Linked DNA regions of Homo sapiens: region 1 is linked to region 2. A link is a contact called in ENCODE Hi-C or POLR2A ChIA-PET data. All regions are on one chromosome and are shown on one strand. The core of a region is the stretch at or near the end of the contact, and the rest is flanking DNA. Distances in the headings are between cores, read along the strand shown.

Region 1 (5,545 bases), core at 1-2,500, 1.3 Mb after region 2:
GGCCAGAGCCCCTCTCAGGGCTGGGAGTGGTGGGGGTGGAGTGCGTGGTGTTGATTCTTGATGGCAGGTGGGGCGGTCTGGGTACCGGGCTGTAGGTTTCTCTGTGATGAGCTGCTTACCGGATCTTCATCCCCAGAATGTCAGAGTTGAAAGAGACTTGGAGAGGCCACTTTCCACAAACCCCACGCCCAACCTCAGCCCCTAGGCCTCCTGGCTCCTGTACACACTCTCTGCTGTCCTTGAGATGTCATTTCACTTCATGTTTCAGTTTACTCATCTGTAAGTTGGGGATATAGATGAGGGACTCTTCCTCGCTGGGATATATTGCAGCTACTGGATGAGAGAGGGTGAGGTCACTGGTGCACAGAGCCTTAGTTGATTCTGCCACACCATGTGCCACTGACTGTGCCGGGCTGGGCTCTCCCAGAGACACACATGAGGACCGCAGGCCCTGACACGGGGTGCTCACACTCGGTGTGTGACGCGGGGCCAACCTACAAAGTGCTCTGGGGTGAGACCGAGGAGGGTGACTGGTTTCTCTTCGTCACCCAGGGGAGTTTGATGGCTTTGAACCAGGTCATGGGGACAAATAAAATTGTTCTAGGAAGAGCAAGTGTGTAGAAGGGTGTTTTCAAGGGAGGGGGGGTCCTGATAGTTCAGTGACTGTCTCCAGGTGTCCCAAGGGGAGGTTTGCCCTACAAAGGACTTCGTGGTCAGGGGGTGGGGACACTGAGATTTTTAATGAGATGAGTGCTATGATCTCAGACTTATGCTTTAGGAGGAGAATCAGAGGCACTGTGAGGACAGACTGATGTGGGAAGAGCTGGAGCCTCGAGGGGCTTGGGTCATCTGGGCAAGAGAACATAAGGCCCCCAGCTAAGAGGCCTGGCCAAGGTCTGGCAGTGAGAAAGGGGGCAGCCAGGACTCTGCTCCAGGACCTCTGGTTCCAAGCTGGCGCTCTGAGGCACGGGCCTCTTCAGCCTTTTGGCAGATGAGGAAACAGGTTTGCCAAGCTTGCCTACACCACAGTTGGTACTTAGGGGTACAACAGGTGGAAGCCAGGGCTTTGTTTTGGATTCTGAATCCCAGAACCTTTTAGCTTCACTGCTTAAAAAGTGGACGATGGAGCAGGGAGGATTTGGGGCCATGTGATAGGAGCTGGGGCAGGGGTGTTAGGGGTGGTACGGGTGTTTGAAGGGGACATGGCATCCCTGGGAGTGGTTTGGGAGGAAGGGAGCTGGGGCTTCGAGGGGACCTGCACATTCAGTCCTGTGCTGGGTGCTGGAGACTCGTCCCTCCCCACTGCCCCCTCTGCCCATCCTCAGTGCTATGTGGCTATGGCTCCTCGGAGACTGTCCTCTGCCTACCACTCCCAGGTGCTGTAGACTAGCATTGGTGGCAAAGATGAAATTAAACAGGGGCTTCGGACACCTGGAGTCAGTCACCAAAATGCCCTGAACCCAAGGTGTCTCATCTGTAAATGGGATTCGTAATCCTTGCAGTGCTTGGTAGGGGACAAAGAGGATTCATTCAAACCCTAGGACAGATTCAGGGTAGGCCAGCTGATCGCTCCCTCCTAGCCCCAGAGGGGTGGCTGGGCAGGGCCATGTCACGGCTCCACACCTGATCCTGATCTCTTTGTTTCTGTCGACAGTTGCAGAGTGGGCAGGATCTTAAGACCCGATAGGTGCAGAACCCATCTGGACACGGAGACCAGGAATGGAGTTCCATGGAGGCCTGGCTGGCACTGCACCCGGGCATGAGGACACATCCAGTAAGAAGACCTGCCTCAAGAGGTGCACTGCGGTGACCAGTGGAGGTGACTGGTTGGAGCCTGGAATTGGAAGCAGATTCCAAGCTCTGGTGGACAAACTCTCCAGGCCTGGTGGGAATCACAGCTGGGGCAGACCTCATCCTGGCTGCCTGGCCACAGGCCCCCACTCTCTGCCACTGGTGGTAGGACGATGCCTGTGTGGAGAGCTGGCTTCTCTGCTCCCGCCTGGTCCACCACTTGGCTAGAGTTCAGAGACAGGAAGTGATTGGTCTAAGCTAACACAGCAAGTTGGTGGCAGACCTGGTTCTAGAGGCAAAACCTTCTTCCAGATGTGAATGAAACCTGCAGGCTTCATTTTCCTTTCTGAGCAGTGCTTCTTAGCTCTTTGGAGACACGAAGCCCTTGGAAAATCTGATGAAGGTTACGGACCTTCCCTAGGAAAACAGATAACTGACGTAGACTCAAAAACCCCAAGCAATTTCAGGAGCCACTGGACTCCCTGAATGAAACCCATCCCTGGACTCCAGGCTAAGAACCTCAGCCCTGGGGACTTCACCTGCTGCCCTTTCCTTACCTGTCACACATTGAGCCCCGAGTCAAGGCCACTGTACAAGTAGTGCCCCTCCCTCCCCCTGGCCAAGCCTCCTTCCCTTGTTCAGGAATAAAGAATTCCGAGGAGCCCTTTTTAGTCATTCCCTTCTCCCAGACCTAACGAATGGTGCGTCAGGTTTCTGGAGCCTCATTTCCCTTCCCCAGACATTGGCAGAGGTCCCTTGGGCTAGATTTTCTCTTCTGGTTTTGTTTCTTGTTCTGCCTGACTGGCCGCTGGCTTCCACAAAGGAGCCCTTTGCTCCTGGCCTGGGCTCTGATTTCACTGTGTGGTCTCAGGGGAAGCTGGACTGCTGTGGACGCTGGTGGGAGCTTGAGTCTGGTCTGAGTCTGCCCCAGGGAGAAAGAATCCTGCTTCCACCAACCAAGCCCAGTCAGCGGTTCCTCCCAGCTGGCCAAGTGTTCAGCCCAGTGGGCTGGGGAGGAAGAGGATGAGGGCCTCGCTCCTGGTGCCTGTGGCTCTGGGCAGGGTGAGAGGTCGGTGGAGGATCTTTCTGTGTGTTCTCTGAGTATGCAGCAGTGCAGTTGAAGGGAACAGGGCCCAGGCAGGCAGCAGGGCAAGGACTCCTCCCATCTTCACACCTGAACCAGTCAGCCTGGAAGCTACAAGTTCTCACCTGCCTCCCCAGAATGAACATCAGAAAAGGCAAAACTGACCAGGGCTGGGATGGGTTTGGGTCAGCGTGGTTGGAGGGCAGCCTGTGGATCCCTGCACTGGAGTCTTGCTGTCTTCGATGCAGGTTGGATCATACATTGTTACCTCCTACTGTATGCCTCACCCTGGAATAGCAGAATGCTCAGGGGGAGATCCGAGAACGAGAAGGTGCTCCCAGCCCCAGGAGCTTCCAGTCTGGCTCTGATCCTTGGCCGACCTAGAGGAAACCTCCACACACGCCCCTTTTGTGCTAATGGTGCAGTTTGTGTCCCCCTCTGCCCATCACTGTGCTGTGCTTGTTCCTGCCTCTGTGCCTTCCCCTATACTGCTCGGACATGTCCCCTTTCCTCTCCTCTACCCAGCTAAGCCCTTCTGATCCACGGGGCCCGGCTTCCCAAACCACCCAGCCCACATTCCTCCTTCCTGCTCCGAACAGGTCCGGTGTGAGCCCCTGCCCCCGAACTGCGTGCTGTCCCATGGACGCTCCAGTCTCTTCCGTGTGTGTCTTGAGTCCCTAACTAGACAGTTAGCTCCCTGAGGGCAAGGGACTGTCATTTCCTCTTGAGTCCTACCAGGGTCTAGCACAGGACTGGGCTCCTAACTCTCAGGAAACACTTGTCGGCTGACTGGTGCCTCAAGCGCTGGAGCTTGTCGGTGGCCGGTAATGGGCAGTGCACGTGGGGAGAGGGTATGTGAGTTAACTCAAGGGTGCCTTTTCTTGGGCTGTGGGCTGGCTCCCCTGGGTCAAAAGTGGATGTCGGAGGCCTCAGGCTCTTACCTCCTTGGGGCAGTGGGAGCATCAGGGACCCCCACCCCCACCCCGGCTCTGCAGGAGTGCACGGAAGTGGTCGTCCAGCCTGGATATTTCTACAGGTTGCTGACTCCTGCGGGAGCTGACTGAGTGGAATAAATGTTCTCTCAACATCAGCTTGTGTAAGGAGTGGTCATTTGGGGCTTAGCGGGGAGCAGGGTGGTGGCCTCTGTCTCTGCCTCCATCATCTCTTGAGGAATTATGTTTCAAGGTTGCCTGGTGACCAAAGACCCTAGAAGACACACATCAGAGCCTCAGTGACGAGCTATTGTAGGCTTCTGGCACCTGCACAGTGACTGCCCTTTGCACCTGACTCACACATATAGGGGCTGCAGCCCTTGCTGCCTGCGCAGCCCACGGTGAGGCCAGACTTGCCGAGAAGCGTCGGACGGTTCCCTCAGTGCTTGAGCAGTGGACGGCTAAGAGTGCTTGAGTCGGGAGACCAGGCCCCTGTGCTGGTCTGTCTCCAATGGGAGGTCTCGGCCAGGCACATGCCTCTCCTGAGGTTAGTCCCCTTCCCTGCTCCTCTTCCTTATGGCGTTGTGAGAAGCAAACAAGTAGATATGGAAAGGACGCGAGTGCACAGCGTGGCACAGAGACTCTACCATTGCTCTTTGGGCCTCCCCACCGAGTAGGACCTGGCTGAAGACCACCTCTCGCAGAGCGCTCTGGACAGCTGACCTTCTGTCCTGCCCGCCGCCGGGTGGCCGTGAGACCTGGGTAAGTAACTTCCTTCCCGTCAATGGAATGCCTGGCTGGAGTGCGGTGGGCTCGCTTTGGCACCGTGACCCTGTGCTGCGTCGTCTGACTCTGACTTCTTCTATGGCCTCTGTCAGCCAGGAGGGTCCTGTGAGTAAGGAACTTAGGGACTGCACCTTTGAAACGTGGGTGGGTGATGTTGGGAGTGAATCAGGCAGGGTTCTGTGTTCAACTCAGATTTCAAAAAAGGAAATGATGAGCTCGTGTAAGTGAAAAGTACAGTGACTCGATGGTCACACGGACCCAGCCAGGAAGAAGCCGGCAGCTCAGCCTTCTGCCTGGCAGCTTCCAGTCCTTCTCTAATGGATCTGAGACAGCGGAGGGTCCTACTCTTGTTGGCCCGAATCGGGTCAGTGCCCGTTACTAGACCCGTCTCAGTGGCCAGGGGAGTGCAGGGTTCTGCAAGGCCTTGTCACACGCGCACCTATGGCCAAGGGGGCTCAGCTGCACCTAGAGTCCATGTGCTGGGAGTGGGAAGGTTTTGTTCAGCAGAGGAAAGCCAGAGATGAGAAGATGGGTGGATGGACTCCAGGCAGCAGACCCACACTCTTGCTATGGGGACTGGGTGGAGGTGGAGCAGGGAGAAGCCGGGCCAGCAGCGTTGGTGTCACCTGGGAGTTGTTAACGCACAATGGCAATTCCCACCCCAGACTCCAGTCAGAAACTGCATGTGCTCAAGATCCCAGGCGGACAGCATCTGCTGTCAGACCCAGCGCCACTTTGCCATTGCCCTCCAAGGAGGGCCTTTGACTCAGACATTCCATTGGCCTTGCTGCTTGCAGGGAGGACAATGACGGAGTTTCCTTTTAGGCGAGCTGGTAGAGACAAGAGGCTGCTGCCTTCCCCAGGGCCCAGATACTAGCCACCGCCACCCCCACCCTCCAGGACTGGCGCACACATCAGCGGGGCTCATCCTGACCTGGCCTGCCCAGCCTGG
Region 2 (5,381 bases), core at 1,794-4,293:
AAGTGATCTTACCTCAGCCTCCCGAGTAACTGGGTCGACAGGTGTGCATTACCATTTCAGGCTAATTTTTGTATTTTTTTATGGAGACAGGGTCCCACCAGGTTGCCCTGACTGGCCTTGAATTCTTGGGCTCCAACAATCTACCCACCTCGGCCTCCCACTGTGCTCGGCTACTACATTTTTTTTTTTCTTTTTTGAGATGGAGTTTCACTCTTGTTTCCCAGGCTGGAGTGCAATGGTGCAATCTCCGCTCACTGCAACCTCCTCCTCCTAGGTTCAAGTGATTCTCCTACCTCAGCCTCCTGAGTAGCTAGGATTATAGGCACCCACGACCACGCCCGGCTAGTTTTTCTATTTTTAGTAGAGATGGGGTTTCACCGTGTTGTTCAGGCTGGTCTCCAACTCCTGACCTTAGGCGATCCACCCACCTCGGCCTCCCAAAGTGCTGGGATTATAGGCGTGAGTCACCGTGCCCGGCTTCTCGGCTACTACATTTTAAATAATAAAATTATACAACAGAATTTTCTTTCCAAGAAAATTCAGATTATTATTTTTTTGTAATCTACTCATATTGTGAGTCAGAGAATGGCAATTTTCATTATTAAGCATTCACCATCTGACAAATATGTATATTCAGGTAAATCCCAAATTACGGACTGCATATGTAGCCACAGGCGAAAAGTAACTTAGTCTGCTCAAGAGCAGTTGCCCCAACAGGATAGTTCTCATACTTTTGTGATTTACAGATAGTTATACTGTTATGGGCATTGACTTGATTCATGTGTTGAAATACAGGTTTAGCAGGGTTTGATTCATACATGTTTGAAATGAAGACTTCCTGGAAAACCAGGGTCATGTGCTTATCCTATCACCACACACATGAAACCGCCCCAACAGGGTTCACAAAAATTGCATGCAGGTTCTGGACAGAAATATAGTTATAATTAAGCATTAATCAGGCTGCACTTCGGCCTACTTCCTTGTTGCTAATAGTCACAAGGCACTAGATACTGACATTTGCATCTCTATTGTTCCTATAGATAGGATTTCAGACATCAGACTAAGAATTGATTTGCATCCCTGTTGTTCCTGTAGACAGGATCTCTGACATTAGAATCATAAGGCTTTTGTTTAAGGATCGCTTAAGATGTTTTTCAGACCACGAGTTCCGGTGAAACAGTTGAGTTCAACCAGTTTGAAGACCCCCCACAGAGGAATGGGATGAGCATGAGAATGTAGTTTCTTCATCTCCTTGTACCACGATTTCACCAGCACTCTCCCACCAATCAGTCAACTCCATTACCCTTACAAACTCTAACCCCAAATTCCCAAATTCCTAGCAGAGATGGATGTGAGGCTTCTTCCTGTCTCCTCCTTAGGTGGCCCTATGATTAGACCTCTTTCTCTGCTGCAACCTGGTGTCTCTGCATATAGACTTGCTATGTGCATTGGGCAAGGAACCTACTGCTGTTACACACACTCTGTTGACTTAAAACACAACCTCACCAGAAAACACTTTGTTCTCGCAGGTCCTTTTTTTTTTTTTTTTTTTTTAAGATGGAGTCTAGCTCTGTCGCCCAGGGTGGAGTGCAGTGCTGCCATCTCTGCTCACTGCAACCTCCGCCTCCTGGGTTCCAGCGATTCTCTTGCCTCAGCCTCCGGAGCAGCTGGAATATCAGGTGCACGACACCACGCCCGGCTAATTTTTGTATTTTTTAGTAGAGACGGGGTTTCACCATGTTGGCCAGGCTGGTCTGGAACTCAGGTGATCTGCCCGCCTCGGCCTCCCAAAGTGCTGGAATTACAGGCGTGAGCCACTGCGCTCGGCCTGTTCTCGCAGGTCCTTTTGCTCAGACGCAGCAAACCGTAACCCCAAGCTCGATCTCTGCTGCTCTCAGGAATTCCACTTCCTCCAGCTTGGGCAACATAGCGAGACCCTGTCTCTACAGAAAAATAAATAAGTAAATAAATAAATACAAATAAATAAAACATTAGCCGGGCTTGGTAGCTGCGCCTGTAGTCCAAGATGCTCGGGCAGGCTGAGGGGAAGGATCGTTTGAGCCCAGCAGTTTAAGGCTGCAGTGAGCCTTGTTTGTGCCACTTGCACTCCAGCCTGGACGACAGAGGGAGACTGTCTCTAAATAAATCAATAAATAAGGCCGGGCGCAATGGCTCACGCTTGTAATCCTAGCACTTTGGGAGGCCAAGGCGGGTGGATCATTTGAGGTCAGGAGTTTCAGACCAGCCTGGCCAACATGGTGAAACCCCGTCTCCACTTAAAAAAAAAAAAATTAGCTGGGCATGGTGGTACATGCCTGTAATCCCAGCTACTTGGGAGGCAAAGGCAGGAGAATCGGTTGAACCCGGAAGGCGGTTGCAGTGAGCCGAGATCCCGCCACTGCACTCCAGCCTGGGCGACGGAGTGAGACTCCGTCTCTAAATAAATAAATAAACAAAAATTAAGAATCCTATTTCCAGACCAGGCCCCGGAGAGTCAATAATCCGAGATGTGAAGGAGACCTTAAAATATTATTGATCCCAACACAGGCCGCGTGGGACCTGAACCGCCTCACCTTGGCAACCACATTTGTAATTTCCGCAAATGATCTATATCTTCTTCATTCCAAAATTGTGCCTCTCCGTCACTCATTCCACCCATAGGCTCCCTTCAGCCGTGTCCCCCTTACTCTCACCCTGCACATTTCCGCTGTTCTAAATACGGCTGCCCTTCAGCAGAAGCTGTTGCCTGCAGACGGCGCCTGCGTATCGAGCCTCCGTGAAGAAAATCACTCCCCAGAATGAGCCCGGCTTTGCGGCTGGGTCCTAAACTGCGGTGAGCTGAACCTTCTCGTGGGAATGTGAGAAAGCGGAACACACGTGGGCCCCAAATAACAACCCTCCCCACACCGAAGCCCAAGAGCTGGGGGGGAGGGGCGGAGGCGACGCGGGGGGCGCTGGCCGCAGGGGCCGGCAGGGGGCGCGCTGGCCGCGGTGGCTGGGCAGCGCGAGCCTGCGGCGCGTCTAGGCCCGCGCGGTTCCCGGTGCACTCGCTGCCCACAAAGCGCCAGCTGAGGGGCCGCTGCGGGTGGAGTGCGGCGGAGTCGGCCTCGCGACCCCAGCTTGATCCGCCGCCTGCTGCACCGCGCCTCCGCCGCGTTCCTGCGCGTCCCGAGCCCCGACGGCCGCGTGAGTCCCGTCCGTGCGGGGAAGGCAGGGCCGGGTCGGCGCCGCCTGTGGAGAGGACCCGGCGGCCGGGCCTGCTTGGAGCCGGGCGCGGTGGCAGCGGCGGCAGCGGCGGCGACTTCCGAGGCCCGGGCTAGACAGCGCAGGGCCATGGCTGAGGCGGCCCCGGCCCCGGTAAGGGCGGCCGCGCGCGAGTGTTGTGAGCCCCCGAGACCCAGACCCCGAGGGAGGAAGGCGGGCGGGCAGGGAGCTGCCAGGCATAGGCGCCGTTCTCGGGTCCCGCCGGCCACGTCGCCTGTCGCCCGTGCTTGGCGGCTGCAGCCTCGCGTGAGGGGACTTAGCGGGTGGGTGTGAAACCGCCCACCCGGGGACACCAGGCTGGGCCGCAGGTCTGAGGGGCACTCGCAGGCAGCTATGAGACCCGGGGCCCTGCAGTTGGGTTGAAGTCGAGGGGGTGCCTGCTGCGTGTCAGCCCCACGCCTGCCCGCCAGACGCGCAGCGGGGTTGGGCTGGGGAGCCGTCAGCCATTCTCGCGGCCGCGGGAGCGTTCGTCACCAGCAATCTGAGCGGTGGCGCGGGCGGCATTTAAGTGTGCGGAGGCGCATTCCCGCCGCGCTGCGTGACGCCTGGGCTCCCGGCACCGGACTCGGGACACGCGGGAGGCCCTCCCGAAATAGCTGCCGAATGAATGGTGCGGACCCGGAGGCTGGAGTGGCCTCGCGTGCGTGGCGGTTCATTCGCGGGTGTTTGCCAAGGCCTGCGGGGGCCGGCAGCGGCCAGTTGCCAGGGCGACCGAGGCGACCGGGCCGCGCCTGCACGCAGCCCCGTAGAATGAGAAGGGGACGGTCAGGCCGCGGGGAAAGCACTGATCGCATTTGCCACCCAAGAGGTCTTTGGTCACCTCTAGGAGAGCAATTGTACTGGGTCAGGAGCCACCCTGGCACATGAGGGGTGACTGGGAAAAGGAGGAAGAGCAGCGATGGGTAGGGGGTAGAGCAGAGGGAAGTGCCACCTCCACTCTTGGACCTGTTTTTCTTTTTTCCAACCTTTTTTTTTGTGTATAGGTGGGATGGTAGCGATGATCCTGTGTTGTGCCAGTCCTGGCTAATAGAAATATAAGGGAAGCCGCATACAAAACTCTAAATCAAGCTTGTCCAACCCGCGGCCCCCAGGCCGCATGCGGACTAGGACTGCTTTAAATGCGGCCCAACACAAATTCGTAAACTTTCCTAGAACATCATGAGATTTATGCACGGACCTTTTTCTTTGTCTTTTTTTTTTTTTTTTTTTTTTTTTTTTAGCTCATCAGCTATCATGATCAGTATTTTATGTGTGACCCAAGACAGTTCTTCCAGTGTGGCCCAGGGAAGCCAAAAGATTGGACACCCCTGCTTAAATTCTCTAGGCGTCACGTTTAAAAAGTAAAAAGCCAGGCGCTGTGTTGTGCACGCCTGTAGTCCCAGCTAGGCCGGGGGCTGAGGCGGAAGAATCACTTGAGTCCAGGAGTTCGAGGCAGTCCACACCGCGTCTCTAAAATAAAAAAAATTTTTGAGAAGTTAAAAAATAAATAGATGAAATTAATTTTAATTATATATCTAACTCAATATATGCAAAATATTATTTCAACATGTCATCAATTTATTTATTTATTTATTTTTTGAGGTGGAGTCTCACTCTGTCCCTCAGGCTGGAGTGCAGTGGCGCCATCTGGGCTCACTGCAACTTCTGCCTTGCCGGTTCAAGCGATTCTCCTGCCTCAGCCTCCCGAGTAGCTGGGACTACAGGCGCGTGCCACTACGCCCGGGTCCTTTTGTATTTTTAGTAGAGAGGGGGGTTTCACCGTGTTTGCCGGGATGGTCTCAATCTCCTGACCTCGTGATCCGCCCGCTGGGATCCAAAGTGCTGGGATTACAGGCGTGAGCCACCGCGCCCGGCCTCATGTAATCGATTTAAAACATTAATGGCCGGGTGTGGTGGCTCAAGCCTGTTATCCCAAGCACTTCAGGAGGCTGCCGTGGGAAGACAGCTTTAGCCCAGGAGTTGAAGACCAGCCTGGGCAACATAGGAAGACCCCATCTCTACAAAAAAAATTTTTTTTTTTAAATTAGCCAGGCGTGGTGGCATGCACTTGTACTCCCAGCTACTCAGGAGGTGGGAGGTGTTTGAGCCAGGGAGGTGGAGGCTGCAGTGAGCTGTGA

The links. A loop is a pair of places that touch in the nucleus more often than their neighbours do. ChIA-PET counts read pairs that join two places held with the same protein, here RNA polymerase II (POLR2A). Pooled maps may share reads with other maps.
Region 1: a loop to region 2 is called in a map of sigmoid colon, with 9 times the contacts of the local background. The contact joins the enhancer-like site here to the promoter of ZNF398 in region 2. A Hi-C loop is called at or near these places in 1 of 168 maps with a recorded cell type or tissue (sigmoid colon) and 4 of 50 pooled maps. POLR2A ChIA-PET finds 5 or more read pairs at or near these places in 2 of 52 experiments (activated B cell and activated CD8-positive, alpha-beta memory T cell).

Annotation. Positions count from the first base shown.
Region 1 is chr7:150,408,506-150,414,050 of GRCh38, forward strand. It overlaps LOC728743 (zinc finger domain-containing protein LOC728743), which reads left to right. Exons shown (of 3, transcript NM_001395976.1): 3 at 1,655-3,965. Among named protein-coding and RNA genes, the nearest start is that of LINC00996, 22 kb to the right of the region's middle. Within about 2 kb of position 1,251, at least 2 of the 41 ENCODE cell types and tissues checked have a DNase peak (open chromatin) inside an H3K27ac peak, as active enhancers do; they include sigmoid colon, where a contact is called at or near this core.
Region 2 is chr7:149,144,410-149,149,790 of GRCh38, forward strand. ZNF398 (zinc finger protein 398) reads left to right here and starts at 3,044. Exons shown (of 6, transcript NM_170686.3): 1 at 3,044-3,357. The coding sequence starts at 3,334. It overlaps LOC107986856 (a long non-coding RNA gene), which reads right to left and starts at 2,952. Exons shown (of 2, transcript XR_007060581.1): 1 at 2,574-2,952; 2 at 1-1,943. RefSeq lists enhancers at 674-1,247, 1,248-1,821, 1,822-2,395, 2,489-2,538, 2,970-3,543 and silencers at 2,849-3,488, 3,153-3,324, 3,619-3,768, 3,909-3,958.